2 separate regions of the Homo sapiens genome follow, and region 1 is linked to region 2. A link is a loop called in an ENCODE intact Hi-C map of the cell type or tissue named here. Cell type or tissue: endothelial cell of umbilical vein. All regions are shown on one strand. Links, peaks and the distances in the headings refer to the core of each region. The heading gives the core; the rest is flanking DNA. Region 1 holds the start of TRMT10C (tRNA methyltransferase 10C, mitochondrial RNase P subunit). Region 2 overlaps ABI3BP (ABI family member 3 binding protein).

Region 1 (15,794 bases), core at 5,151-13,150, 670 kb after region 2:
AGAGAGATGATTTAGGGTATCTGGTGGAAGAAATTTCTAAGTAGCAAAGCATTCAAGAGGCTATTTGCATACTGTTAAAGGCGTTCAGTTTCAAAAGGGAAACAAAGCATAAAAGTTCAGAAAATTTGCAGCCTGATGATGCAATAGAAAAGAAAATCCTATTTTCTGAGGAGAAATTCAAGCTGGCTGCAGAAACTTGCATAAGTAACGAGGAGCTGAATGTTAACCACCAAGACAATGGGGAAAATGTCTCCAGGGCATGTCAGAGACCTTTGTGGCAGCCCCTCCCATCACAGGCCGGAGGCCTAGGAGGAAAAAAGTGATTCTGTGGGCTGGGCCCAGGGTCCACCTGCTGTGTGCAGCTTAGGGACTTAACGCTCTGCATCCCAGCCACTCCAGCCATGGCTGAAAGGGGCAAACAAAGAGCTTGGGCCATGGCTTCAAAGGGTGCAAGCCTCAAGCCTTAGCAGCTTCCATGTGGTGTTGAACCTACGAGTGCACGGAAGTCAAGAATTGAGGTTTGGGAGCTTCTGCCTAGATTTCAAAAGATGTATGGAAACGCCTGGATGTCTAGGCAGAAGTTTGCTGTGGGGCGGGGTCCTCATGGAACCTCTGCTAGGGCAGTGCAGAAGAGAAATGTGGGGTGGGAGCCCCCAAACAGAGTCCCTACTACTGGGGTACTGCCTAGTGGAGCTATGAGAAGAGGGCCACTGTCTTCCAGACCCCAGAATTGTAGATCCACTGCCAGCTTTGCACCATGCATCTCGAATGCTGCAGACACTCAATGCCACCCTGTGAAGACAGCCAGGAGGGAGGCTTTACCCTGCAAAGCCACAGGGGCGGAGCTGCCCAAGACCATGGGAACCCACCTCTTGCATCAGCATGACCTGGATGTGAGACATGGAGTCAAAGGAGATGATTTTGGAGCTTTCAGATTTGACCGCCCTGCTGGATTTTGGACTTGCAGGGGCCCTATAGCCCCTTCGTTTTGGCCAATTTCTCCCATTTGGAATGGCTGTATTTACCCAATGCCAGTACCGCCATTGTATCTAGGAAATAACTAACTTGCTTTTGATTTTACAGGCTCATAGGCAGAAGGAACTTGCCTTGTCTTGGATAAGACTTTGGACTGTGGACTTTTGAGTTAATGCTGAGATGAGTTAAGGCTTTGGGGGACTGTTGGGAAGGCATGATTGGTTTTGAAATGTGAAGATCAGAGATTTGGAAAGGGCCAGGAGCAGAATGATATGGTTTGGCTCTGTGACCCCACCCAAATCTCATCTTGTAGTTCCCATAATTCCCACTTGTGGGAGAGACATGGTGGGAGATGATCAAATCATGGGGGTGGGTCTTTCCTACGCTGTTCTCATGATAGTGAATGGGTCTCATGAGATCTGATGGTTTTAAAAATGGGAGTTTCTCTGCACAAGCTCTCTCTTGCTGCCACCATGTAAGAAGTGACTTTTGCCTTCTGCCATGATTGTGAGGCCTCCCCAGCCACATGGAACTGTAAGCCCATTAAACCTCTTTCTTCTGTAAATTGCCCAGTCTCAGGTATGTCTTTATCAGCAGCATGAAAACAGACTAACACACCTATAAAGTCCTAGGATCAAGATTAAACACCACACTTGACCTTCAGGTGCCCACTTGGATCTCGTCCAAGTGAATTTTCCTTCTTTCCTGTTCTAAAGCCTTTAAAATAAACTTCCACTCCTGCTCTGAAACTCACCTCTGTCTCTTCTTCTGCCTTCTGCTCCTCAGTTGAAATCTTTCTTCTGAGGAGACAAGAATTGAAGTTGCTGCAGACCCATACAAAGTCGCTGCTGCCGGTAACTCAGATACCTTCCAACAGTAACAGGACTACAAGCATGCACCACCATGCCCAGCTAATTTTTTTTAGTTCCTATAGAGACAGAATCTCATTATGTTGCCCAGGGTGGTCTCAAACTCCTGGACTCAAGTGATCCTCCTGCTTCAGCTTCCTAAAACGCTGGGATTATAGGGGTGAGCCATCATGCCTGGCCAAGCACTTTTTAAATAAAATTCTTATGATTCTAATATCAGAGCTCCTACCTATCTTAAAAACTTTATGATTTTAACATCAGAAATTCTATTTATAGGAACAATGGGGATGCAAATCTGGTGCTATGTAACTTTTGGTTATGAGGAAGTGAGTCAAAGTGCAGCTTGATTAATGCTTAATTATAATTGTATTTCTGTCCATTATTCTTGCTAACCCCGTGACAACAACTTCATTAAGTGTGTGAGTGGTGGGAGGAACACCTTCACAAGAGGAAATGTATGTTTTACTCTCAGGCAGATAGGAGAGGGCAGAGAGCTCATGTTATGTCTGCTTTTTATTAATTGTCTTCAGCTCAAAATAATCCTTACACCAGAGAGACATTTTTGGGGATGGTATATTTTGATCTCCTATAGACTCTACAGACCACTCCTGCAGCCACTCTGATGCTGATGATGGGGCTCAGGATACACCAACCCAAAATATGACCATAGGAGACTAGAACACATCACCCTAAAATATGCCTCTTTGACATATTGATTATTCTGATCTAGTTATTCTGGGAAGCTGCAGACACAGAAGCAGCTATGAAAAGTTGTCCTTTTATCTCAATAAAGGAAATCTCCATTGATAAGGATGTCTCCCTCTCTGCACCAAGAAGACACTGATTATTAAATCACTAGATACACTTTTTGTTTTTTTGACATGAAGTCTCACTCTGTTGCCCAGGCTGGAGTGCAGTGGCATGATGTCTGCCTCCTGGGTTCAAGCAATTCTCCTGCCTCAGTCCCCTAAGTAGCTGGGACTACAGGCATGCACCACCACGTCTAGCTAATCTTTTTTTTTTTTTTTTTGTATTTTTAGTGGAGATGGGGCTTTGCCATGTTGGCCAGGCTGGTCTCAAATTCCTGAGCTCAGGTGATCAGCCCACCGCATCCTCCCAAAGTGCTGGCATTACAGACATGAGCCACCAGTCTGGCCCTAAATCACTAGAGACTCTTAAACAATCAAGGCAGAATCACCTGAAATCTGCATAACAAACCTTATCTCCGTTTAAGGTAATTTTGCTGGTCATCTCAACTTAACTGAATCTGTCTCCACATCCTTCTTTGTTGTTGTTGTTGTTGTTGTTGTTTTCAGAAAATGATAATATTCAACCCTGAAGTTTAAAATCTTTTTTTGTTAATTTTTATTTTTTAAGATTTACTCATCTCTCTGGGTTATCTCCCATGCATACAAGAGGTATACAAGTTATTAAACTTGTTTTTCTCTTGTTCAATCTGTCTTTTGTTACAGAGAGTCTCAGCTAAGAACTCATGAAGGGAAGATAGATAGTCATATTTCTTCCCCTATACCAAAATATTTAACAACTTTACACCACTCCCCTTCTGTAAACTGAGTTTTACCCAGCCATCTTAGCCCTTAGCAGCATTAGCAAAATAGGGAGAAAGATCACGTAACACAGATTGGTATCACTATAAATTCATGATCCCCAAACTGAACTAGACTATTAGCACTGCCTGATATCATGGCTGTCTCACTAGTCAACTCATACTTCTTTCTTTACCATCTTAACCATTTTTTGAGTGTGCAGTTCAGTAGTGTTAACTATATTTACATTGCTATGCAACAGATCTCCAGGACTTTTTCATCTTGCATATCTGAAACTCATTAAACAACTCCACCATTCCTGGTAACTGTCACAGGGGGTGGCAGGGACAACTATCTGGGCCGGTGGCTCTGGAGTAAAAGAATTTACCAAAAACGCTTGTAAAGAAAGGCAAATTTATTAAAGAAAGTAGGAAAAGCCAGGCACGGCTCACGCCTGTAATCCCAGCACTTTGGGAGGCTGAGGCAGGCAGATCACAAGGTCAAGAAATTGAGACCATTCTGGCAAACATGGTGAAACCCCGTCTCTACTAAAAATACAAAAATTAGCTGGGCGTGGTGGCGCATGATTGTAGCCCCAGCTACTCGGGAGGCTGAGGCAGGAGAATCGCTTGAATCCAGGAGGCGGAGGTTGCAGTGAGCTGAGATCGCACCACTGCACTCCAGCCTGGTGTCAGAGCGAGACTCCCTCTCAAAAAAAAAAAAAAAGAGAGAGAGAGAAAGAAAGTAGGAAAATACATTGCAATAAAGCAACCGGAAGGCTGCAAAAGAGGAGCCGACTGCAAAGAGACAAAGATTAGCTGGAGATTTTATAACATAGAACTTGGGCTGATTGATAATGCCAATGCACTGGCAGCATAACTTGCTTTCTTTTGTCAGCTGAGATGTTTGATAAATTGAGGCGTTTGTTGGTAAGCAGTAAGTTTTTGAGTTACGTACATTATCTGAGTAGGAGGGCCATATGTATTGGGCAATATGTCCTTGGGCATAAAGAAAAACAGACCTATAATTCATCCTCTTCCTTTTTTGTTTATATGTCCTGAACCGTGAAGACAGGCATATTTATAGCTTATTTGCTTTATCTCTTTGCTTTCCTCTGGTCCCGCCAGCCTGACTCCTTTTCCCTAATTAGGACTCCACAGTAACAACCATTCTACTTTCTGTTTCTGTACATTTGTTATATGTTATTCTTTATGACAATAACAAACCTTCACCCAATCTTTAGTATCCGCAGAGGTAGTCTGTCTACCTCTTTCACAGAGAATGCGAACTGTATCAAATTATAGCCATCATGTCTATAAATTGTCCTCCATACCCACCTTAAGTTTCTTCCTTTCTTCTTGTTACAATGAAAGTGGTATTTCTTCCTCTTATACGAAACCAATCTCTCCATCTCTCCTCTAAATAGCATCTCTCCTCTATATACCATCTCTGTTAATCTTCTCAGGAAGTCTACCCATCCCATTATCCTTTCTTTCTCTTACCCCTTTGCTGATGATTCTAACAGCATTTAAAATGTCAGGCCTCTCCCAATCTAACATAATAATAATGAAGAAAATTTTCCTGGACTCCACATCCAGGGACTGAGCACGCTGTCTTTTCTTTAGACAAATTTCATAGAAATGTTTAAACTTGCTGATTCTATTTTCTCATAATCTCCTCATTCCTTATTCACTCTCATCTGGCTAAAGCCCCCAAACCTCACAATGAAGGTCCCAGTGGCCCTTGTATTGCTAAATCTAGTAGATACTTTTCAGTCTGCATTGCATGATCTCTAGGCAATATTTGACCCTGTTACCCATCCACTTGTCTTTGAAAACACCTTTTCCTTGATTTCTATGTCATATTCTGGTTGTTTTCCTCCCATCTCTTTAGCTGCTTATTTTCAGTTTCTTTTGTCCATTCCTGTTCTCTACCCAAGCCCTAGGTAATCTCTTCCACCCATATGGTTTCACAGACTCTATGTTAATAACTCTCAAATATGTATCTTTGGTGCATTCTTCTTTCACCTAAACTCTAGACCCATACAGCCAACTGCCAAATATCCTAAAGGAGATATCATTTGGCTATTTTGAAGAGAGATGAAAAGCCGCATGTCTAACACTATACTTACCATCTCTGCCCTCACACCATATACTCCTTTTCACTGTCTGCCCAGGTGCTCAAACCAGACTATTGACTTGTTCCTCTCCTTCTCTCCCAAATTGATCACCAAATTCTGTCATGTCCAGCTCTTAAATATCTTTCAAATATTCCCCCTTTTCTTTGCCTTTACTGCCACCACTGTTGTCCAAGCCACTAACATCACTTACCTGATCTATTTAGTATTCATTCATCAGCAAATTATTATTGAGTTTCCGATACTTGCCAAGCACTGTTGTAGACATTGAAGGTAGAGCAGAGAATCAAATACAAGAGTTCTCTACTTTGTAAGTAACACCTAAATCTTTGAATCCATGCTTTGTCTTCCAACTCTTGAAAGAGACGTTGGTATAGAGAAATCGTTCTCTATTATATAATAAACAGTGCAGGCAAAATACATGGCAAATGACATTTGCACCAGTGTAGAAAAGATAACATGTGGTGGAATAAGCTCTGGGGAACTGGAGAGTGGGTGCCTTGACTACAAAACAGCCTTTATTTAGGTCTAACCATTGTTTCCAAGAAGAAATATGAGCCAAGAGAGAGCATTCAGACCTTCTAGTTTTTCAATTCTAGTGTTTATGTGACATTGTCTTATGGGTTTTTATATATTTCCTTGCTTTTAAAATTTATTTCTTTTTCTTTTCTTTTTTTGTGTATTTTTTGTAGAGAGAGGGTTTCACCACGTTGGCCAGGCTGGTCTGGAACTCTTGAGCCCAAGCAATCTGCCTGCCTTGGCCTCCCAAAATGCTGATTATAGGCATGAGCCACTGCTCCTGGCCTACAATTTATTTTTTATTTTTTTGATACCTTACATCCCATATTACAAGCTATTTTTCTATGCCAAAACATGTATTTTGAGGCCGGGCGCGGTGGCTCACGCCTGTAATCCCAGCACTGTGGGAGTCCGAGGCGGGCGGATCACGAGGTCAGGAGATCGAGACCATCCTGGCTAACACGGTGAAACCCTGTCTCTACTAAAAATACAAAAAATTAGCCGGGCGCGGTGGCGGGCGCCTGTAGTCCCAGCCACTCGGGGGCTGAGGCAGGAGAATGGCGTAAACCCGGGAGGCGGAGCTTGCAATGAGCCGAGATCGCGCCACTGCACTCTGGCCTGGGTGAAAGAGCGAGACTCCGTCTCAAAAAAAAAAAACAAAAAAACGTATTTTGAAAATCACTGTGCTTTTTGTTGGAGGTAAGATGTCTGAAACCTGGAAATATTCTTAATCTAGAATAGGTCAGATCCCAGACATATTGAATAAATTATGTTCTGCTATATTTATAGAAACACTTCCAAAGATTTTTCACATAAAGAATCTTAGTAAACTTAACAGAATGAAATTTCCTTTACTTGACAAAGATCATATAGCAAAAACCTTCATAAAATATTAATGGAAAAACTTCAGATGTATCTCTTTAAAGAACAGGAACAAGAAAAAATAACCTCTACACTGCTATTTGTTATAACTACTAGACGATATTTATTCTTGATTTTTTTCCATGTTTGGGAGTAAACTCATGATTATTTTGCTATCACCACCTCACCTTTCTAACATGATAGTAATCAGTCTCTTAGACAAGATCTCGTTTTTTAAAATCATTTGGAAAAGACTATGCCTACCTTCTTTTATTTTAGTAAACTATATACAATATAAACATTTCCATTTTAGTCATTTTCAAGTGTACAGTTCAATGGCATTAAGTACATTCACGTTCTTGTACAACCATCACTACTATCCATCTCCAGAACTTTTTCATCATCCCATACTGAAAATTCATACCTATTAAACAGTAACTGCCCATTCTTCCCTTTCCCCAGCCCCTGGTAAACACTATTCTACTTTCTTTCTTTATGATTTGACTATTCTAGGCACTTCATATAGGTGGACTTATACAATATTTGTCCTTTTGTGCCTGGCTTATCTCAGTGTATAATGCCTCCAAAGTTTATCCATGTTGTACCATGTATCAGAACTTCATTCCTTTTTAAGACTGAATAATATTCCATTGTATGTACATGCAACATTTTTTAATCTATTCATCTGTTCATGGATATTTGGGTTGCTTCCACCTTTTGGTTATTATCAATAATGCTACAATGACATTAGAGTACAAGTGTCTGTTTGTGTCTCTGCTTTCAATTTCTTTGGGTATATTACTAGGAGTAGAATGGCTGCAGAATATGTTCATTCTGTGTTTGGTTACAAATATATGTGGAGGCTGAATTGGCCCCAAAGGCCACCAATTTACAAATGTGTTTTAATTTCATTTCACATTAAACTTTCCAAATGAGCTAGGAGGAGACAGAAACTTACCGTGGCTTATCACGTTCCAAGCATAGTGCCAGGTACTGGTGATAAACTGGTCAAAAAGATTAGGAGTTTAAAGTCCTAGCGTCAAGGAGTTTGAAGCTGAGTAAGAAGACGTGTGAAAAAAACATACTTTATTTTAGTACTCTGTCAGCAAATGTTTATAAATACAGGGCCCAAACAGAGAGTAGGTTGAAAAGAGGATTAGAAACAGTTTTTTTTTTTTTTTTTTTTTTTTTTTGAGACAGAGAGTCTTGCTCTGTCGCCCAGGCTGGAGTGCAGTGGCGCGATCTCAGCTCACCGCAACCTCCGCCTCCCAGGTTCAAGCGATTCTCCTGCCTCAGCCTCCCGAGCAACTGGGATTACAGGCGCGCGCCACCACACCTGGCTAATTTTTGTATTTTTAGTAGAGACGGGGTTTCACTATGTTGGCCAGGCTGGTCTCAAACTCCTGACCCCAAGTGATCCGCCCGCCTCGGCCGCCCAAAGCACTGGGATAACAGGCGTAAGCCAACTGGCCCGGCCCAGAAGAAGTTTTTAGGATATATGGAGGAAAACACAACACAACACAGCTACAACTCCGTGACAACTGAGAGCGTAGTCTTCGAGTACCCAGTTGCCTACTGACAGCCGTCTCCTCTAAGGCGCTTCTTTTAGCCAAGAAAGCGTTCTTTGCGTGCTGTGACGTAAAAAGCAGCGCCGGAAGGGAGAGGGCGGAACTTCCGGCTGAGCCCCAGCGACCGCTCTGGTCGGCTGTGTAGACTGTTGGGTAGGCTGCGTGCTAGCTTCGGCGCGGATCCCTGGGCGTCCGTACGTCGGAGTCCTTCGTCCTCCAGGGTCCCTGTTCTTTGCGCCAGCGGGAACCACTATCTCTGCACTCCTGGTAAGCGAGTTTCTTCTTTCGCCTAATGTGTGTGTTGGGGGTGGGAGGACGCCGGAGACGTTCCAAGATGCACTTAGTGGAGCATGTGCGTTCGGAAGGCCCACGGGTAAGAGGAAGCCCAGTGATTTTAATAAACTATAACTAGTACAGTACCTGAAACAAAATCAGTGGTTCCTGAAATGATGTACTTGATTGCTTTTTACAATTGGGGTTTTCATTTCTGTGGTATTCTAAGTCCTTGCCAGTTACAAGAATAAAACTTTTAAAACTCCTTCTGAAATCAATGTTTATTAGATTGGGGCCTGGGGACCCCAGTTAAATATTTCCGGGATTCTAAAGTAAATTGTTTTCTCTTTAAAGGGAGGCTGAGCCGGGCGCGGTGGCTCACGCCTGTAATCCCAGCACAATGAGAGGCCGAGGTGGGCGGATCACGAGGTCAGGAGATCCGAGACCATCCTGGCTAACACAGTGAAACCCCGTCTGTACTAAAAATACAAAATAGCCGGGCGTGGTGGCGGGTGCCTGTAGTCCCAGCTACTCGGGAGGCTGAGGCAGGAGAATGGCGTGAACCCTGGGAGGCGGAGCTTGCGCCGAGATCGCGCCACTATACTCCAGCCTGGAGTGACAGAGCGAGACTCCGTCTCAAAAAAAATAATAAAGGGAGGCTGAACTTTTTTTTTCTTTTTTTTTTTTTTAATGAAGGAAGCATCGATCTAGGGTATTAGAAAAATATTTGCGTGATTACTGTGAGCCAAATACTGTCAAGCATTGGATTCAATGTTAACATTATAGACAAAGTCCTTGTCCTCATGGACACTAGTTAGTCCTTACCATCTAGTGAGGCAAATAGATAACCAGGCAATTACAGTGCAGTGTTAGAAGTACTGTCATAGGCACCAGAGTGCTGTGAAAAGTAATGGTGGAATACTTGAAGTGTGAGGTGAAGAATAGCTAGAGATGCTGCTGACCTGGCCGCAATAAGCTTAGAAATATATGTTGGGAACAATACCAATGGATAGCAATATCCCTTGAAACAGAACATTGAAGGAGGATCAGATTGTGAAGCAAAGGTAGAGGGGTTATTTCGATTTGTTGCGTTTGAGGTGTTTTTTGTTTGTTTTTGTTGTTTTGAGACAGTCTTACTCTGTCGCTCACTGCAACAGATTTTGTTGCAAAATCTCGGCTCACTGCAACTTCCGCCCCCCTTATTCAAGCGATTCTTCTACATCAGCCTCACGAGTACCTGGGAAGTAGAAGAATCGCCCCACTTCAGCCTCACGAGTACCTGGGATTACAGGCATGCGCCACCACACCTGGCTAATTTTTGTATTTTTAGTAGAGACAGGGTTTCGCCATGTTGGTCAGGCTGGTCTCAAACTCCTGACCTCAAGCGATCCTCCCTCCTCGGCCTTCCAAAGTGCTGGGATTACAGGAGTGAGCCACTGCACCCGGCCTGCATTTGAGATGTCTTTCTAATGCATGGTCATTGAAGCCACAGAAGTAGGTCACATCTCAGAAGGGAAATGTATAGATTGAAAAAAAAGAATAGGATAGAATGCGGAGTTACATCCACCTTTAAGGGAGGGGCATCTGGACATCAGTGCACAGGTCAGAGAGCAGGAAACCTAGGAGCCTGTGCAGGGTCATTAAATGAAGCCAAGGGAAGAAGGAATTTTTCAAGTGTTTTATTTGCATTTTGTAAAAATTTGAATTCCCTTTATTTCTTTTCCTTCAAATTTGAGACAAGTTTTACATCTTTAAGCATCTTCAATATCTCATGGACATCCAGGCTTTTAGGATAAAACTGTGGAGCTTTATATACATTTATATACATTTGTCTCAATCTTGGACATTTTCTTTGTTAATAACATTATTTGCTGCAAAATAAAGCCTGAACTGGGGAAGAATTTGTTGCTATTTTTTGATCAGTAGATCTTGGTATATTTCTGTAACGAGGGCATTGGTACAGCAGTTTCTAAGTGCTTTTTACCTGTTGCCATTCTCAGTACCTTTCATGTCCTTTGTCTTTATTTGTTGCTTTTGTGAAGGATCTTATGTTTGGTTCTGTATCTGGGCTTAGTGTAGAATGGAGGAGTATGCAGCATCATGATGTCAGCTGCCTCGGTGGTACATAACTTTGTTGCCCAGTAACATTGATTCTCTGGGCCCCTAGATAAAAATCTAAAAAGGATCTTCAACTTATCCTTTTAGCTAAAGCAATAGTGAAATTCATGTCTAAAATAAGAACCCAACTTTTTTTTTTTTTTTTTTTGAGACAGAATCTCACTCTGTCACCCAGGCTGGAGTGCAGTGGCACAATCTCGCCTCACTGCAACCTCCAACTCCCGGGTTCAAGCAATTCTCCTGCCTCAGCCTCCCGAGAAGCTGGGATTACAGGTGCTTGCCACCATACCTGGCTAATTTTTGTATTTTTGGTAGAGATGGGGTTTCTCACCATGTTGGCCAGGCTAGTCTTGAACTCCTGACCTCAGGTGATCCACCCACCTCAGGCTCCCAAAGTGCTGGGATTACAGGCATGAGCCACTGCGCCCGGCCAAGAACCCAACTAAGTTTTAAACTTTTTACTCAATGAGTGATCACAGGCTGTAGACCACAGGAGTCTAGGAAAAAAATTGGTACAAAGATTTTACCTTGTGTTTCAAAAATTGATTTTATTTTGCTATTTCAAATTTATACTTGCACAATTAGTTGAGAAGTTATAAAAATCTTTGTCTAATTTTTAATTGCATTTTTCTTCTTTTACAGGGGTTTTGTTACATGGCTGCTTTCCTCAAAATGAGTGTTAGTGTCAATTTCTTCAGACCTTTCACCAGGTTTTTGGTGCCATTTACCCTTCATAGGAAGAGAAATAACTTAACAATTTTGCAGAGATACATGTCTTCCAAAATACCAGCTGTTACTTATCCTAAAAATGAGAGTACACCCCCTTCTGAAGAGCTAGAGTTGGATAAGTGGAAAACTACCATGAAATCTAGTGTGCAAGAAGAATGTGTTTCAACAATCTCAAGCAGTAAGGATGAAGATCCTCTAGCTGCCACCAGAGAGTTCATTGAGATGTGGAGATTGCTTGGCAGAGAAGTACCAGAACACATCACTGAAGAAGAGCTCAAAACCCTTATGGAATGTGTTTCTAACACAGCAAAAAAAAAATATTTAAAATATTTATATACGAAGGAAAAAGTGAAAAAAGCTAGGCAAATAAAAAAGGAAATGAAAGCAGCAGCAAGGGAAGAAGCAAAAAATATCAAGCTGCTAGAAACCACTGAGGAAGATAAACAGAAAAACTTTCTATTTTTACGACTTTGGGATAGGAATATGGACATAGCAATGGGCTGGAAGGGTGCCCAGGCCATGCAGTTTGGACAACCTTTGGTTTTTGACATGGCTTACGAAAATTATATGAAACGAAAAGAATTGCAGAATACTGTTTCCCAGCTTTTAGAAAGTGAAGGATGGAACAGAAGAAATGTTGATCCTTTCCATATTTATTTCTGCAATCTAAAAATAGATGGTGCTTTGCACAGAGAGTTAGTTAAACGGTATCAAGAAAAATGGGACAAATTGCTTTTAACATCAACAGAAAAGTCTCATGTAGATTTATTTCCAAAGGACAGTATTATCTATTTAACTGCAGATTCTCCCAATGTTATGACTACTTTCAGGCATGACAAAGTTTATGTAATTGGGTCTTTTGTTGATAAGAGTATGCAGCCAGGCACATCCCTAGCCAAGGCAAAACGGCTGAACCTGGCAACTGAATGCCTTCCATTAGATAAATATTTACAATGGGAAATTGGTAACAAAAATCTCACCTTAGATCAAATGATACGTATTTTGTTATGTCTGAAAAACAATGGTAATTGGCAAGAGGCTCTGCAATTCGTTCCCAAGAGAAAACATACTGGTTTTCTGGAGATTTCTCAGCATTCTCAAGAGTTTATCAACAGACTAAAGAAGGCAAAGACTTAATTCATTTTCAAAAGGTTCTCTGAATGTGCACAGAACACGTGGCTCAAATGAGAACATTTGATGGCTTAAAAAGTAAATGCGTTAGAAATACAGTTCTGTTAATGTATTTCTTCCCAAACAATTCATTTTTCTCTTCTAAAGGTAGTCTTTCCCAACTGACTGTAGGGTTGTGTCTTTTCCCAATTAAATATCTGCAGAACTTTGGGATTATACTTTGTTTACTGTAGAAAGATAATAAAAAGAGTTGTCCAAGATTGTTGAACAGAATAATCTTTATCCCAGTTAAATAGTTGTACCATTGGTAGACTTTTTTATGGAGGTTCCTAGAGGGTGGTGCCCTGGGGTGGGCTTGGAAGCTCTGCACCCCTTCCCCCATAGCTTTCCCCGTGCATCTCTTTGTCTGTATGTTTTGTAATATCTTTTACAGTAAACTGGTAAATGTGTTTCCTTCAATTCTATGAGCCATTCAAGCAAATTAATCAAGAGAAGGAGTTGGTACCCCAACTTGAAGCCAGTCAGAAGTTCTGTAGGCCCAGATTTGCAACTTGTTTCTGGTGGGAGAAGGGAGTAGTTTTGGGGACCAGGCCCTCAATCTGTGGGCTCTGACACTATCTCCAGGTAGATAGCGTCTGAATTGAATTACAGAACACCTAGCTGGTGTCCACTGCAGAACTGATAGCTTGTGTGTTGAGAAATTCCCCGACATTTGGTCACAGAGGTCTTCTGTGTTGCTTGTTGAGTGAGAAAATAGGAAAAAGGACTTTGTGGGGGGTTTTCTATACAACTATGAAAAACGGGTTCACAGGGATAAAACTGATTTCTTGTCCTCTTACAGAAAAAGGGATTTATGTCTGGTGCATTGGCTCACTCCTGTAATCCCAGCACTTTGGGATGCCAAGGCAGGCTGATCACTTGAGCCCAGGAGTTTGATACCAACATGGGCAGCATGGTGAAACCCCATCTCTAAAAAAAATACAAAAATTAGCCTAGGTGTGGTGGTGTGTGCATGTAGTCCCTGCTACTTGGGAGGCTAAGGTGGGAGGATCACTTGAGCCTGGGAGGTGGAGGTTGCAAGTGAGCCAACATTGTGCTGCTGTGCTATAGCCTGGGCAACAGAGAGAGACCCTGTCTGAGAAATTAAAAATAAAGTTTTTGAAAACATGGGAAATAGGAATGATATAGGCAACTATTCCCAATTTCTGAATTGGAAATTGGCATAAACGTCCAATGCATTTCTTTTCTTTCTGTTTCTTTTTTTGTGATGGAGTCTCACCTTGTAAACCAGGCTGGAGTGCAGTGGTGTGATCATGGCTCACTGCAGCCACAATCTCCTGGGCTCAAGTAAGCCTCCTGCCTCAGTTTCCCAAGTAGCTGGAATTTTAGAACCCCGAATGATGCCCTGTTGCAGGGTTGCATTTGCTAGAAGGAAGAGACGCCATTTCTTCATACAAAGACTGTCTGCCTTTAGGCCATGTGCTTAAAAGACTGCATCCACTAAGGAGGTATTCCTTTCTTAATTTGCCCAAAGACAGACAAGGTGACATCTCCACAGACTTGAAGTGAGAGTAAGCTATGAAGATATGAGGGAAGGGAATTCCAAGCAAAAGGAACAAGTGTCAGAAGCCCTTGAGAGAGGGTTCAAGGTCCAATAAGGCTGGTGCGCCTGAAGCAAAATGAGTAAAAAGAGCTGAAGATCAGGTCAGAGGAGTAGCTAGGTCTGTCAAGTAAGGCATCTTAAGCCACCGTAAGAACTTTGGTTTTTACCAGAGGATCAGAGGATCTGACTCATTCTCCACCCCCCACCCCCATGGTTTTGTATATTTATTCTTTGTGAAAACACGTAACAAACTTTTTCCTCCAGCCCAGATATAGATCTCAGATGGGTGATTTTTTTTTTCCCTCCCCTCCTTGGATGATTTCTTTTCTTCCTCTGTCTCTGATTCTTGTTGTCTTTTCTTGCCCACTTGCTACCACCGCCCCATTTGGGGATCTTCCTCTTGTCTTCTTCTCCTCCCACCTGCCCCACCCCACCCCAAATTGGATTCAGTTTAAAATGATGACTTTGGCTATGTCGAGAATAGATTATGAGAGAGACCAGTTAGGAGGCTATTGCAGTAACAAAAGTGAGAGATAATAGTAGGTTGTAGGAGGGTGGTAACAGAGTAGGTAGTGAGACACAGTCAGATCTGAATGTGTTTAGTAAGAGAGAAAATTTAGGGAAGACTTCAAGATTGTTGACTAGAGAAACTGGAAGGACTTGTTACTATTTACCGAAATGCAGAAGCTTTGAGGGGGCAGGTAATCCAAAGTTAACTTTGGGACATTTTACAGTTGCCTATTAGATGTCCAAGTGGAGATATCAAGTGGTCAGTTGGATATATGAGCCTGGAGTTCAGAGACAAGGTCTGGCTGGAGATGTTAATAATGTAATTAGTTAAATGCTCCAGACTAGTTGAGGCCATCTAGGGAGTCTGTGTGGATAAAGATATCAGATGTCTGAGCCCTAAGGTACTCCAACATTTAGAGGTGTGAGAGATGAGAAGAACCCAGCAAGTAAGACTGAGGTAGAGCAACCAGTAAGAAAAGAGAGAAAATGTCCTGGAGGCAAAATGAAAAAAAGTGTTTCATGCTGCAGATCAGGTAAGATGAAGTCTGAGAGCTGACCACTGAATGTAGGAATGAGGACATTGCTGATTATCTTGACAACAGCAATTTCAATAGAGGATTGAAAAGAAAGCCAACTGGAGTAGGTTTAAAAGAGAATGGACAAGGCCGGGTGTGGTGGCTCAGGCCTGTAATCCCAGCACTTTGGGAGGCCGAGGCAGGCAGATCACCTGAGGTCGGAAGTTCGAGACTACCCTGACGAACATGGAGAAACACCATCTCTACTAAAAATACAAAAAAAATTAGCCGGGCATGGTGGTGCATGTCTGTAATCCCAGCTACTTGGGAGGCTGAGGCAGGAGAATCGCTTGAACCCTGGAGGTGGAGGTTGCGGTGAGCCGAGATCACACCATTGCACTCCAGCCTAGGCAATAAGAGCAAAACTCCTCAAAAAAAA
Region 2 (15,710 bases), core at 7,497-15,496:
GCCAAGACAAATACAAATTACTGGGATATGATAGCTGAAAAGAGGGAATGAAAGAAATGATATCATGGAGTCACATGAAAGGTTAAGCATGACAGCCAAGAGGGTAGGAGACAATGTATGCTTCCTAGGCAACCATTCACAACAAAGAATGAGGATTTTTCTAGAAGAGGATGAAAGAGCAATTCTATCCCACTGTTTTGCCTGTGAGGTACAGCAGATCTACGTTTCCTATACAATGTTGACTGGATTTAAGAGACAAAGATGAAGGGAACTTAGGGAGAGGCACAATTCAATACATAAATACACAGTACTAAGCCAATTGGTTATTTGGGGGAAAAATACATAGCCTAATCAATATAGAACCTTACTATATACCATAGTTAAATAAAATTCACAGAATTATTATAAAATCAAACCACTTATAAAACTAAAAGAAAGGAAAGAAATATTTATCTGCTCTCTGGAGAGGGAGGGCCTTTCTAAAATATAATGCAATTGAGATATCACAATGGAAAAATCTAATAATTTGGTTAAGGAAATTTCATGAGTTGTCTATTTCAAAAATGTCTATGAGCAAACTTAAGCTATAACAAATGTGAGAAAAATATTTCTAGATAGTATCATCAACAGGTCAATGTTTCTTTAGTGTATACAGTCTTAGACTATATAGTTCTAAAAAGAACCCATGAAACGCCCAACAAACAAAGAACTGCAAGAGAATGTCATTAAATGGAAAATACAACTGGCTAATAAGTGAAGAAACTACTGCTTTATCAGCAATCAGAGAAATAAAAATTAAGATAACAATTATAAGCTATTACATTAGCCAACAATTTAGCGATGAAAATATATAAAGTTGACAATCAGGGTACTATAGCAACATAAACTGATACATTGCTGGCGAGTTTATAAATTAGTACCACTTTTCGGGAAAGAAATCTGACCATAGTATTAGGAAGGCTTAAAAATGTTAAAACTCTAAACTGTTAATTCCTCTTCTAAGTATCTATTTTAAGGAAATGATTAGCATTGTGAACAAAGCTTTATCACAAGTGTTCATAAACCTATCATAAGTGTTCACTATAACATCACCCACAATTTAAAAACAATTAGAAGTAACTTAAATGCCTACAAATTGGAAACTTATAATCATGCACTTAGATCATACAGTACACAGCAATTAAAATTATGTTTATGAAGAGCATTTGATGATAAGAAATATGTTCATAACATTTTGACCAAGTGAAAACAGCAAGATAGAAAATTGCAAATATAGTATGATTTTAATTTGTAATGAAAACATGTTTAGAAAACAAAAGATGTTCTAAAGTTTTACCAGACTATTAATGGTTTTATACTACCCTTATAAGTAGTTTTGTTATAGGTAACCTTGTTAATGCTTCTTTTCCCACTTAACATTCTAAATATTTAAGTATTAGACAATTAGAAAAGCAGCAAAACCTAAAAACAAAAAACCAACCAAACAGACAAGTTAAAAAAAAGAGAGCGAGAAAAAAAAACAGGCCTAGGAATTTACCTGCAATCTCTTTTTTGTATTTATATCTGAAATACATTGAAATATTTTCCTAGAAATTGTAACAACCTCATAATTACTATTTGATAATAATTTCACAATGAACACACTTTTCTGCCATTTCAAACCACATGAACAACATTTGCCTTAGGCAGATTAATTTTTAGTCAGTTCTACTTTATCTAAGACTATTTTCTGTTACCAAAACCAATCTTCCTTTTTTTGTTTTTAATCCCAGTGAAGTATATACTACTATTTTTTTTCCAGACTGGGCCACATGATCCATGGGGCTATTCTGTGGACTCCTTAATTAGACATAAAAAGATGTTCAGCCACACACCTCAAGCACACATCTCAGAGAGCAAAATTCCACCCACAATAGTCTTTGCACGTTCATTTGACTGTAGGATACTTCCAATATCTAGGGACCAAATTCCCTTCTTCTCACCGAACTGCCTCCTCTGTCTGCCCAGTAATATAATGTCCTTTGTTACTCTTAATGGCAAAAGCTGCAATTATTTTGGCACCAAACTAAATACTGGGTATGAGATTTGAAATGCGAACATGTCTGTGGTGGCTCTAACAGTGACTTACAGTCATCCCAGGTGGGGTGGTATATACTAGACATGATGCTTCCTGAGAATAGATTTTGAAAAGTGGAAGGAAAGAGAGCATGAGAAACCGAGTGGCTGAAGTGACAGAGAAAAGGATGTTTTTAGATTCATGGGGAAATGCCTGGTTCATAAAACGCAAACATTGTCTGAACTGAACAGAGACTGGGCATTTTACAAAATCAAACTGGTTGCTCCATTGTTGTGAAAAAGACTGGCTCTTTTAAGTAGGGTATGATAGAAAATAGAAAGGAAAGGTTTGAGCTGTAGCAATGTACATAAATCATGTATCAATTTGCTCTTGAAACATTATATTAAAAAGCAATAGACAGAAGATAATATGTATAACCTTGAAATACCCAGAATACTAAAATATTAGAATAAGCTACATTGAATCTTAGAATTTTAGAACTTCAAACAAATCAGAGATGATTTGAAATCATGCTTTTACTTAGTATTAAGAAAAAGAAACTAATTCCTAAAACTAAGTACTTTCTCCACTGTTTCATAGCTAGTCAGTTAATCTAATTTCAGTATCTTATAATAAGACTATTTCCTTAACAATGCAGATACAATTTTTTAAAAACATTCTTGAAAATAAACTGTTACATACCACTGTGTGGTCTTGGTCATAGGTACTTTGGATTTTCCCATTTACTTTTTTACCTGATGAAACAAGGGAAAAATAACATTATTTTTATTCTCCTTGCTCCTAAATCAACTCTAGCTAATCATTATGAAGACAACTACAACTCATCCTCTAACTTGGATGTATAATTTTAATCACTATCATTTTAAACACTGATGCCAATGAAGTTTTAATGACGGGATGACTGGAAGAAAGCTCAAGGTTCCCGAAAGTCTTTTTATGGGCATCTCTACTGGTCTAGCTTTCCATTCTGAACATTGGTACATGTTATTGTTTTTCTGGTTCTGTTGGTGTTCGCAGGTAGGGATTGATTTTAAACTGCTGTAATACAATAGACAACGACATCAATGGAGGCATCAAATATTTATTACTTATTTTAAAAATCACTTATAACTAAAGATTCTGAAATATCAATGCTCAATATATCTTCTTTGCTTCTATATTTTCATAAATACTAGACCTTAGGAATTAGCTTATTTCATATTATACAATGAATAACATAATTAAAAATTAGGTAACTAAGAAAAAAATTATAAAAGCTTACTGAAACAAACATTTCTAGGTACTTACTTCCAACAACAGTCTTGTGATTGAAAATCTTACTCCAAATTCCACCTTCCACATTGTCTTTCACTCCAAATTCATAAACTGTGTTGGGCTTTAGGTTTTCCACAATTGTTTCAGTGGCTGGACAGATTTGAAAAATCCACTTCTTTTCTTTATCCTTTTCTCGATAGCGAATTGTATAAAATCTGTTGAATAACCAGAATATAATGCTTTAAAATCACAGAGGGATTCAGAATGTTATTTCAAATTTCTTACTTCATCACAGATTTCAACCAACTTGGGATACTATTTAATATTGGCTTCTCTTCCGATTTTTAAAAAATTTGCAGAGAACATGAAAAAAATAAGCTCAACGTGTGCTTAGGTTTTTAATTTCTCATTGCAAGTTGGAGTCTTTGCAGCAGCACAGTTTTGGCCCAATGGAATTCCAGAATTCTCGTTCTATTATTTGCTGCTTTGCAAGATGAAAGTTGGAAAACACTAGAAAAAACGTAGATATTACACTATGTATAATATTCTATTATACATAGAGTAGAACATAGGTGCCATTTTATAATTATTATGGTAGTTTCATAGTTGTATGAGTTTAAGCTTTTTCATCCATGAAGGATATGTTAGAGGTAATATCATTCAATTTTGTAAAAAAAAGAACCTAAGACTAAGATGTATTCAGTACTGCATTTTAAGGTTGAGCTGTTTTTATTATTAAAAAGAAGACCAATAGCCAAGTTAAGAGTCAAATAAAAAAAGTTAATGCCAATTCAATATCACTGTTATGTATTTACTTAGGCCTTCATAATATTCATATATACATAAATATACACATATATATGTGTAAAATAATCCTTATCACTATTTTTTGAACCTAGGTTTTACATATATTACCTGGTTTAATTGTCATGAAAACATCTTAGCTGGTAGAAATTATTAATCTCATTTTACAAATGTGAAAATGGAGTTTCAGAACATTCACTTAACTTGCCCAATATCACCCAGCTACTGACTTTTACCAGTGGCGGTGGCAGAATCGAAATACAAAGACAGACTCCTCTGGCTCTACTTTAAACAGCCGCTGTAAGTGGGGCAGCAGATCAAGTACAGTATACTACTATATACAGTAATGAGAGTGAATGGGAGAACTACATGTATCAATGTGGATAGATTTTAGAAACAAAATATCAAATAAAAACAAATTACAGATTGGTGCATATAGTTTCCTATCATTTACATAAATATTCAGACGTATGAAATATGTTACCAAATATTATTCCTGGCACTGTAAAGGGATAACAAATACTGAAAGGATACAACATTTCTGATAGTGCTTTAACTCCCAGTGAGCAGGTGATGAGAAAAATAGGATTTGAGATGGGGTCAATAGGTAAACTTCATCTGCTTTTTATTTTTAATTAAACACTGAATTAATAGAATGAAATAGTAGCTGCCATGTTATGATGATGGAAACATACGCATTGGGTAAACTATTTTTGGGTCTTTTTTATATCTTAACATTTTCCTCAAAAGGTTAGTACCTTTCCTCCACTCCTTACATCAGCAAAATTAAATGGAGTAAGATTAAGGTTACTTGCTTTTATTTAAAGCTTTAAAAAATCAGGAATTTTGCTCATTCTGAAAACATTTATTGAGCATTCTCTAAGTGTCAAGCCTAAGCTCTTGGTGATGCAAAACAATCCCAGTATCTAGAGATGAGTATCAAAACTGGCTACGTAATTTGTGGGGCTCAATAAGAAATGAACACGTAGACTCTGTTCAAAAGTTATTAGGAATCTTAAGACAGTGACAGCAGAGCATTAAACCAAATTTGGGCTCTTCTAAGTTGGGGGTCTGGTGCACAGGTAGTATGCCCATGAAGTCAGCAGGGGGTTTGTAGTTTAATAAATAGAGAGAGAGATGAGATGCATTTGTATATTCAGCCTACTTTCTTACTAGGCACAAACCACTGAAAGGCTTGCCATCATTGATTAGCTTGCTCCTTTCTAGTGAAAGCTGTGCTCAGGGCTCCATTCCCCCATTCCAAAGTAGCAGAAAACAGAATGAGTGAAGGAGGCTGTTCCAGCCTAAACACTAACTGCTACTGGAAACAAATGTTATATTATTGAATTGTAATAGAATGTAATAGAAGTCCTTTGTGTCCTGTGAGTCAAAATATCAGTGATTTATGAAATGCATTTCTTGACAAATACGCTGCATGAAATTTTTATTGTTATTTTTTCCCCGTCCTGGCTCTTAGAGAAATGTTAAGAAGCTAAAATCAGACCAGATGGGCCAACAAAATTATGCATCTCTAGTAGATACATTTCTGAGGACTTAACTGCTTTCATGATGCAGGAGTCCTGTTGCTAACAGAACTACTGAAGGTCAGATTCAAGGCTTTGCAGTCAACTTGATCTCACATAACCTGCTTATAAATAAATGAGACAGAAATGTTTTGTTCTTTAAAAAGAACCCTAAACTTCACCATGGTTTAAAAATCCAGAGTGTAAATCTTTTCCATTTTGATCACAAAGCATTTGAAATACCCTCTTATCCCAAGTTTTTCAGGAAAATAAAGGCTTAGGCATTTTGCCCTTCTTCTCCTAGTTAGGTTTGTCCTTTTCAACACTGTCTCCGTTGATACTTGTATATTATAGGCAAATTCCAATTTTGTTTTATAGCACTATCATTTTTTTTCAAGCAGAGAGATTAGGCCACTTAACTATACTTAAAGTGGTGAAGTAAATTTTCATTGATTTTAAAACAAAATATAGGTCTTATGATAATAAACAGTTCTTTATAACCCAGTACACAGTAGGTGCTCCATAAATATTTGTGGAATGAATATGTGGTGCTCTAAGGGTCATTTAAAAATTAGACTATAATATCTCTAAGTAACCAATTATTCAATTCCAAAGACATATTGATTTAAGCCATTAGGTCTACAATTATATTTTGCAACACATCATTGCATAACGCACCACTCCTACAGAACCAAAGCAAACTGAAGCCAAACACAATAAATTTCTGCATTATACATTTGCACAGGGCTTATGATTTTTATTTACCTATTCCATTTAATCCATACAATAAACTCTGAGCAGAGAAAGAATTATCATACAAGGAAAAGAGAGCCCAAGAAGTGTCTAAGCCCTGATAATCAGTGACAGACCCAGGCAAATGCCAATTTCTGACTCCTAATCTAATGCCTTTTGTACTGCACTGGACTCTTTCAACTGTGGTGCTAGGCAAAAGACATGGAAAAAGATGGAAAAATGAACCAGAATGGAAGAAAAACAAAAGTAATCAGCATTTCACATTATTGAAGGCTTTTTAGTTTTTGTTTTAATGTGTATTTACCATAACATATAGTCACAGTCTTGTCAAACGTTAGTTGACCCTTTTTCTGTGAATGATTAAAATTGAGCACAAGTGCACACAGAGGCAACAAGTCTATTAAAAATACAGGTAGTAGTCTATGAATGTCATCAGACTAGACTTCTAGAAAGCCTGCCTTCAGCAATTTCAATTTTAAGAACAAGAGCATCTCATATCCTAATTAAGAGGTAAGAAACTGTTGAAGGTAGCATTTGGTTCAACTGGCATTATTCTGTGCTTGGGCCACCTGAATAGTCTCAATACTGCCAATAATTGTTGTTATAGCATTGAAAAATCCACAGCTCCTCAAAATGTAGCAGAAAGGCAGGTAGTAGCTTGACTCGGATTTTAGTCAGCTGCAAACTAGTAGCATGACCTTGGGAGGGGGGCATCTCTCCACCCTCTTAAGCATCAATTTCTCAGAGAGGGACTGGACTCCACTATCTTTTAGATCCTTTGTTTCTAAAAATTTATTCCAGCAACATATTGGATATTCTATTCTAACAAAATACCTGAGACAGAAGTAGAAACTCCATAAACTGAATTTATGATGTAACTGGTAGTGAATTACACTAAGTGAAGAAATTGAACACCAAACTAAGCTTAGTCCTTCTACGAACTACCCCAGCTTAATGTACATGGTTGACTGTCTTTTGGGTTTTCCATACTTCCTTCAGGAATGCTTTTATTTCTATGTGATTAACTACTTTTACATTTCCTAAAACATCTATTTCCCACATTTTTGACTCTTCATGTCAAAGAACACATCCTGACACTGTCTTTGTCAGTGTTGCTTCTTGCTTTACTGAGACTGTAACTACTGAGAAAAATTCTGCCCTCATTCCCTTCCTCTAAAGGGTCTCTCTTCCCCTTCATTCTCTCTTTGTCCCACTCTGATTTCAAGGGAAAAAGCATTCTCATCTTCTCAAAGATAAGCTTCTCAATAATTGTATTCCACTTCCTTATTCCACCAGATCTCCAACCTTTCCCTTGATTCCTTACGGACCTTCCCGAGTCTAAAAGTTGTTTAGATATCTTTCATTCTACCCCAACAAAATTAAAACTAGTACTTTTCTCTTAAACCTGCCACTATATTTTAACATGAAATTTCTTAATAATCTGTCTTCTCCCACTTTCTTACCACTCAAAATGTCTCTATTTCTTTGCAATCTGTTGGCTGACCTCTTTATTATAGTAAAACCTTATGACCAAATTACTTAATCCTCTGTGAATTTCATAACTAACTTAAAATCTACTCTTCATTTTCTTTTCCAAATCTGTTTCTCTTGTGATCCCCATTTCTGATGACTTCAGAGTCCTTTCTCCCCTCATGTCCAATCAGTTGTCAAATCCAAGTATATTTTCTTACATGAATTCTCTTCCACTTGCCTCTCCACTATTCCAAGGTAGCATGTGAGCCCCAGTTTAGGTCATTAATATCTTTGGACTCGTGATAATTTTCAAACTGGTCAACTTTTTTTTTTTTTTTGTAGACCACAAAATCCACTTTTATTTGGTAGTTTTACATCTATAGCCAAATAGAAAGCAATGGGTTGACACAGTAATCTAGAGATTACCTCTGGAAAAAAGTAACGTGAGTCTGTCTAACCACATTTTCCTAACTCAACAGTAGGATCATGATAAGGCAAATGCAAGTTATTTTTACCATGATTCTCAAATGTGAATTGAATTCTGACTCATCACAAACTGGTCAACTATTTCTAAGATCTCCTTTCTTCGTATAGTATCACCCACTGGTGGCTGGTTTAAGTACAACAAAAGAAATGTTTCTACTGATATTAGTGCTATCTGAAATGGAATGGCTTGCCTGAAGTTGGCAATTATAACATAAAGTAAATAATATCAAAGCAATGAGAAGGCTAGCAGGAGACAGTATAATTTTGAGTATTCACTGCATGCTAGACACTGCATTAACCATTTTACATGTGTCATCTTACTAAATTTTGACAACCCTATGATATTACTTACCCCCTTTTGCAGATAAGAAAACCAAGACTAAAAGCATTTAAGCAACCCATGCAAAGCAACTAAGATGATAATAGAGCAGAGTTTTGAACTCGGGTAAGTCAGTGTGACCAGAATTTGTATCTTCAACATCCATGCTATGATGCCATCCCTGGAGATGCTCACTGTGGACTCTGGATGGGAGATGTTGCAAAGAAGCTTCAAGAGCTGAATAGACTGGCTAGATGATTTTTAAATCCTCTTCTTGACATCCCACTTGCATATTCACTTATATGTTGAGAACTACTATTGTAAAATACAATGCTGGGTTCTGTGTGAGATGGAAGCAAGTGGTATTCTGCAGTTTCAAAAGTGAGCTTGCACTCTAATGAAGGAGGTAGACATGCATATGTGTATGACTGAAGAAGGCAGAATGGAAAGCACACAGCATAGAGCTGGGGCTGGGTGTGGCACTATCCAGCCTGAAGCTGAGAAATGGACACGCTGCATTTTAAATCCCATTCCATTGACGTCGTTTACTTCAGGACATACTACCCAGGCCCCTGGAAAGCAGCGTGGATTGGATTTACACCTCATTTCATGAGCATGACTCAGATATGCATTGAGGTATATTTCTTGAGAGATTCTATGACTTATTTTCCTAGACAGTGGGGAGCTGGTGGCAATTCCTCAGTAGGTAAATAAAGTTGAGTAGTAATGAAGGAAGCTAGAATTACCAGCGTGGAAGAATAAGTCACAGAGAAACTGGAGGGAGGCATCTCAAGGTATACTCCAGATGTGAGATAACAAGGAAAGGAATCACACACACACATAAAAACCAGAACAGATTAAAGTTACAGTTCTAAGAAAGAATTGATGAAACCAGACTCCTTATAGGATATGGGTACCAAAGAAAGCGAAAAAAGTTAAAACTGATTTTTCAAAAGTGAGAATAAAGTGATGGGAAAAGTATTCTTTTAATAGTATAGAAAGTATGAATTTAGTCTGAGTGTGAGGTGCCAATCACAGTTACCTGGTTATTGTGATGAAAATATTCCATGGACAACTGAAAACATATTCTTAGTAATTTGTAAATGGGCCCAGGTCAGAGATTCAACCCTGGAAGTCATTTACATACTTGCCACTTCTGTTCTCTGTAGAACAGCAACAAAAGCAATTTCTGAGAGCTTTTAAAAATGCAGATTCTCAGGCTCCTTCTCAGGCCTACTGAATCAGAATCTGCATTTTAGTAAGGTTCCCTACATGACTTGCATGCACAAAGTTTGAGAAGCACTGTTGTGCATAGAGGGGATTGTTAAAGACTAGACATAGATAAGAAGGGTACTGCAGGTAAGATAGAACATGATTCCACATTTAGGAGATATAATAAGGAGTGAGCAAAGGAGAAAAGGAAAGGTGTGATGGTTAATAGTGAGTGTCAACTTGATTGGATTGAAGGAAGCCAAGTATTGATCCTAGGTATGTCTGTGAGGGTGTTGCCAAAAGAGATGAACATTTGAGTCAGTGGACTTGGAAAGGCAGACCCACCCTCCATTTGGGTGGACACCATCTAATCAGCTGACAGCATAGCTAGGATAAAGCAGGCAAAAGAAGTTGGAAGGACTAGACTGTCTGAGTCTTCTAGCTTCCATCTTTCCCCTGTGCTGGATGCTTCCTCCCCTCAAACATCAGACTTCAAGTTTTCAGCTTTTGGATTCTTGGACTTAATGACAGTGGTTTGCCAGGGGCTCTTGGGTCTTCAGCCACAGACTGAAAGCTGCATTGTCAGCTTCCCTACTTTTGAGGTTTTGGGACGCGGACTGGCTTCCTTGTTCCTCAGCTTGCAGACGGCCTGTTATGAAACCTCAACTTGTGATTCTGTGAGTCAATACTCCTTAACAAACTCCCCTTCATGTATATACATCTCTCCTATTAATCCTGTCCCTCTAGGAAACCCTAATACAAATGGTTAAAGGGGCAAGAGGAAAATCTAAATAAAAATGTCAAAGAAAGAAAGAGTTTAAGAATAGGTTAAGAAGGATAAGGACTGAGAAAACTCTACTGGGTTTAGTAACTAATTGGTCATTAGTGACCACCAAGAGACATTTCAGTGGAACAGTGGAAAAGGGATGGCAACTAGTGAGAAGGGATGAGGACTGTGCAGATGGTGCAGAATTCAGAATGTGGGAGCCATAACTCTGAAAAGTTTGGAAATTAAAAGAGACTGAAAAGTAGCTTAGAATACATAACAGGATCAACAGAAGGCTTTGTTTTCAGGGAGAGAAACTTTGAGCATGCTTGCCAGCAGGAGGCAGGGCACCACTGCCTGTGAAAGGGCAAATGGAAGAGAGAGGGGATCACTGGAGAAGCAAAGGCTTAGACGACATGGGAAAGATGGGATCATGAGCACTGTCTGAAGTCAGAATTGTGTTTCTTGGAAAGAAGAGAAGAGAGGTAAAGATAAATTCAGGATGAGGAAAGAGTGAGTTGATAAAGGATAGTCTAGATTTCCTCAGTACTGTGGAAGGTAGAATAGATTGGGGGAAGAAAATAGCAGGGAATGTAGCCAGGATGCTGTTGCCAGAATCCAGGGTAAGGTGAGGCATGCTTGGATTGGGAACATTAGTGTGAAATGGACAAGGAGAAGACACAGATGCAGATATGGGTACATCTCAAAAGAAAAACGAATGTATCTTCGGGCCTTCATAAACGATAGTAGGTGAAAAATAGAAAATAAATGAAGTTTTAAATTAGAGCCAATGGGACAATGATACTACTTTAGAAAGCAATACAGAGACAAGTGAGGTGATATTTCAAGAGAAAAAGTCTGAGTTTAATCTTGTCATGTTGAGTTTGAGGTAATGGTAACACATAAAAGTGAGAATGTTGATATCTCACTGGTTATTTCATTCAGCATGTATTTACTTGGGGCCTCCTATGTTCCTGATGCTCTTCGGGGGACCAGGAAGTAACGGTGGGCAAGATACTCCCTGTCTTCACCGAGCTTAAAACTTACACGGCAAGACAGACAGGTAACAAGGCACTGGGGTCAATCAGGTGAGAATTCAGACACTGAAGATACTCGCTTCTTACAAACTTGGGGGCGGAAAAAAGGCAAGAGAGTCTGCTCTGGACTGGCCAAAAAGGAGAGCCCTCATTCTACGTTAAGAGTAAGTAAACACGGCCGGGCGCGGTGGCTCACGCCTGTAATCCCAGCACTTTGGGAGGCCAAGGAGGGCAGATCACGAGGTCAGGAGATCAAGAACATCCTGGCTAACACGGTGAAACCCCACCTGTACTAAAAATACAAAAAATTAGCTAGGCATGGTGGCCGGTGCCTGTAGTCCCAGCTACTCGGGAGGCTGAGGCAGGAGAATGGCGTGAACCCGGCAGGCGGAGCTTACAGTGAGCCGAGATCGCGCCTCTGCACTCCAGCCTGGGCGACAGAGCGGGATTCCGCTTCAAAAAAAAAAAAAAAAAAAAAAAAAAAAACAGAAAAAAAAAACACAAGATGAGAATGTTAGAAAATGCGAAAGTGATTTCTAAACTATTCATAAAGCTTTAATACGCTGGCAAAAGAGTGAGAACTAAAGCAATCTTGAAATCTTTAACAAGTTGGAAACATGAGAAAGAAAAAATAAGCTATTAATGGTGAAATAAATTTGGGTTAAAAACAGTTGACTCTTCATCAGGGCCAATTTGAAAGCTTTCTTTCAAATTGAGGCTCTATTGAAGACAAATGGGTACACTCTTCCATTCAAAGCCCATTAAGAATAAAAACTGTAAATGAAGCACATCTGCTCTCCGATGTGAACTTAGAAAGGAATCTTAAAGCATGGGAGACCCATAAAGACCCTATGCAAATAGGTACAGAAACATGCGCCACAAAGGATAAAGTGATATTTCATTGATACTTCCAAGCTAAAAACAAAACAAAAACAATGAGGGTTTTCTAACTGGAAACTTACTACCTAAGAGCTTTGATATACAAAGTCCATAGTCAAAATATAAAAACAAATTTCACTGTTATTTGCACAGGATAAATGAGGCTACACAAACCAATGTAAATCATTTTTTTAAAAAATCAGAGACTGTACAGAGGGAACCAAATATCAATGAATTAAAATGATACCAATTGGTGTTCCTGTAGCAAGCCAAGTGCATTCAGATTGCAATGGTTTTGTAAAAAGATACTCCTGAAGTAAAACTTTAGCTGTATTAATCTTCCAATTTTCAGAATATAACCATCATTTTTAGCTATTATTGCTTATGCTAACCTACTGGATTAGTCTAAATTATAAAAAAATTATGCATGAACATATGAGGGTAGATTTCTCCAAGTCTAGTCTGCTTCTAATTACACTAATTTGTAGTTCTGGCAGATTTATTTGGATGCTTCTAATATGTACAGTATTTCCAGGCTTTTAAATCGGGGCTATTATTTTTTTCCTCAAACATCACAAAGACTTTAAATGTCGGTTTATTAACTATGCTAATTAGGGAGAAAGGAAGCATGGGGAAATGAAATTTACTAGTACTCCAAATACTCCTTTTTAGTCATTACTGTTTAATTCTTCCCTTCAACTCATGTCCTAATGGTTCCCTACTTTGGTCAAGAATATCTTGCTTGTCATTATTGTATCTTTCAAAAGACTTTATTCAAAATGAAATTATCGATTTTGAATATTGTGATGTGATGTGCCTAATTCCATCTATTTGATAAGAGTAGAGCCAGGGTGCGTGTGCAAGGGGGTGAGGGTGAGGGTGAGATCCATGCATGGTCTGAATAGCTTGGGCCTTAGAGTCAACAGCCTGGGTTAGAATCCTAGCTCCATTAGGTCATCTGTCCTAACTTTCTCTATATTCATTATCTCCGGGTGCTGTCAAACCATGGCAACATCTATCAATTAGAATCGGTCATCAGATAGATTCTTTTACAGAAGTGTCAGTAGGACAAAGTGAAATTGGAGGAGAGGCTTGAGAGCGGGAGGAAGAAATTACTCCAAATTATGCTACACAAGTTTGCCAGGTTACTAAACCTATTGAAACAAGTAGTCCTACAGATTCATCAAGCAAGTTGAGTAACCCTTAAAATTGGGTTGCATTTTGCTGTAAGACTACAAAATTTCCTTTCTTCCTTCCTCTCTTCTCCCTTTCTCTCTCCATAACTTTATCAAGATAATTTTTAAAAAGAAAAAGAGCAATCCATAAGTGTTTATTTTCTCAGCATTAGTACCCCAGACCAATCCATTAGGAACCGGAATTATCACAAGGAGGCATGTTCTTTTGAGTCCATTTTCCAAACAAAATAAGTCATGGGATTAGTGGTGGGTGAAATAAAAAGTATTTCAGATTCTTTGAAGCATTTCAAAATTATTTTTCAAAAAATTGGGTTTTGGAAATATCTTCTACATGTTTTTCCAAGTATTCATCCCTTGAGAACCATGGGCATATGAAGGGAAATTTGATTTTTTTCTTGAGTCTAGATTTCCCAACGTCAGATGAAAGGTGATTTTGAGAACTTATAAACACTTTAAAAATTCCTTCATTTTAGTTTGATTTGGACAAATAAAAATAAATAAAACACTACAAAAAACATAAACATGGCCAAAAAGCACATTAAGAAGTATGCAATAGCCTTAGTGTAAGGGAAATACATATCAAAACTGTAATGAAAAACTACTACACTAGAATGGCTAAAATGAAAGATGCTGACAACACAAAATGCTGCTTTAGAATGTGGAGCAATCAGAGCTCTCCTACATTGCTTGTGGGAATGTAGATGGAAAAATTAGGCAAAAAATAATCAAATATACGTAATATACATCTTCCTATAACTCAGAAATTCCACTTATGTTTAAGAGAAATTAAAATGTCCACCAAAATTTTATGCGAAAATGTTTATACAGTCTGTATTCATATACATAAAAAAAAACAACATAATTCAGGTGCTCATTAGCAAGAGAATAAACTTTTGAATATTCACATAATAGACTATCACTCAGGAGTACAAAAAAGAATGAATTATTGATATCCGCAATGTCATGAATGAATCTCAATGCTCAGCGAAAGAAGACAGTCAGAAAACCCATACTATATGACTCCATTTATATGGAATTCTAGAGTAGGCAAAACTAATCTATGGTGATAGAAATCAAATCAATGGTTGTTTCTGGAGGAAAGTACTTTCTAGAGTGATAAAATTTTTCTGTTTCCTGATGGGTATTGGATACATGGTTATAGGCATTTGTCATAACTCAAACTGTACACTAATATTTATGCATTTTACTGTGTTTAAATTATACCTCAATAAATGTTTTTTATTCAAAAAGGAATAAGAAAACTTCTGAAATGTAAAAATCACTTTGAATGTATTTAAAATAGAAAACTTTAAAAATAAAATGCCTTGATTGAAGCTTGAAAATTTTGAATGCTTTTCTAGATGCAAGTTTCTGAGTTTTGAAGCTAATATAGTAAATATTTATAAGCAAACATCATTTTATAACCAACCTAGAAGTATGGTTCAGCATGTAGCACAGGGCCTAGTACATATCCATCCAATGCATCTAAATACATGCATCAAATGGTTGGATGGATAAATAGCAGTAGTTTAAAAATATACTTAGATTTTTCCCATTTGTTCTTCCAAAGAAAATGGTAGCTTCATTTCCAACTTGCTTTTCCTCTGCTTATATCTCTGCCTGTGTGTCTCTCCTCAGTTTTCTAAGCCAGTGATTCTCAAACTTCAGTGGGCATCAAAACCACCTGGAAGGCTTGTGAAAACACAAATGGCTGGGCCCCACCTTGAGAGTTTCTAACTCAGTGAGTCTGAGGGGGACCTGAGAATTTACCTTTTGACAAGTTCAAGACATGCTGATACTGCTTGCTTTGGGAACCACACTTTGAGAAGTATGATTTAAGAGCTTCAATTGTGAGATCAAAGATCCATCCTTTTCCAATCAACTTTCCAACTTTTAATTGTCTTTCCTAACTGCCTTTGGCCCCGCCTTCT

What was found. Hi-C counts contacts between places; a loop is a spot of excess contacts. Peaks named below come from ENCODE experiments on the same cell type or tissue, not always from the same donor. Only the 100,000 strongest peaks of a DNase experiment are listed, where the experiment ranks them.
Region 1: it touches region 2 in a loop (3-fold over the local background); 3 of 110 quality-filtered maps call a loop at or near these places.

The regions. Positions count from the first base shown.
Region 1 is chr3:101,553,261-101,569,054 of GRCh38, forward strand. TRMT10C (tRNA methyltransferase 10C, mitochondrial RNase P subunit) reads left to right here and starts at 8,608. Exons shown (of 2, transcript NM_017819.4): 1 at 8,608-8,743; 2 at 11,510-13,186. The coding sequence starts at 11,522. The coding sequence ends at 12,733. RefSeq lists enhancers at 2,749-3,361, 8,594-8,663, 8,674-8,743. In endothelial cell of umbilical vein, for the core only: no CTCF peak of the experiment used is centred there; a DNase peak (open chromatin) is centred at 8,571; H3K4me3 peaks cover 1,943 bases; H3K27ac peaks cover 1,707 bases.
Region 2 is chr3:100,882,778-100,898,487 of GRCh38, forward strand. ABI3BP (ABI family member 3 binding protein) reads right to left here. Exons shown (of 68, transcript NM_001375547.2): 5 at 3,365-3,546; 6 at 2,759-2,811. Among named protein-coding and RNA genes, the nearest start is that of ABI3BP, 100 kb to the right of the region's middle. In endothelial cell of umbilical vein, for the core only: a CTCF peak has its summit at 11,006 (motif pointing right); DNase peaks (open chromatin) are centred at 8,484 and 11,014; H3K27ac peaks cover 252 bases.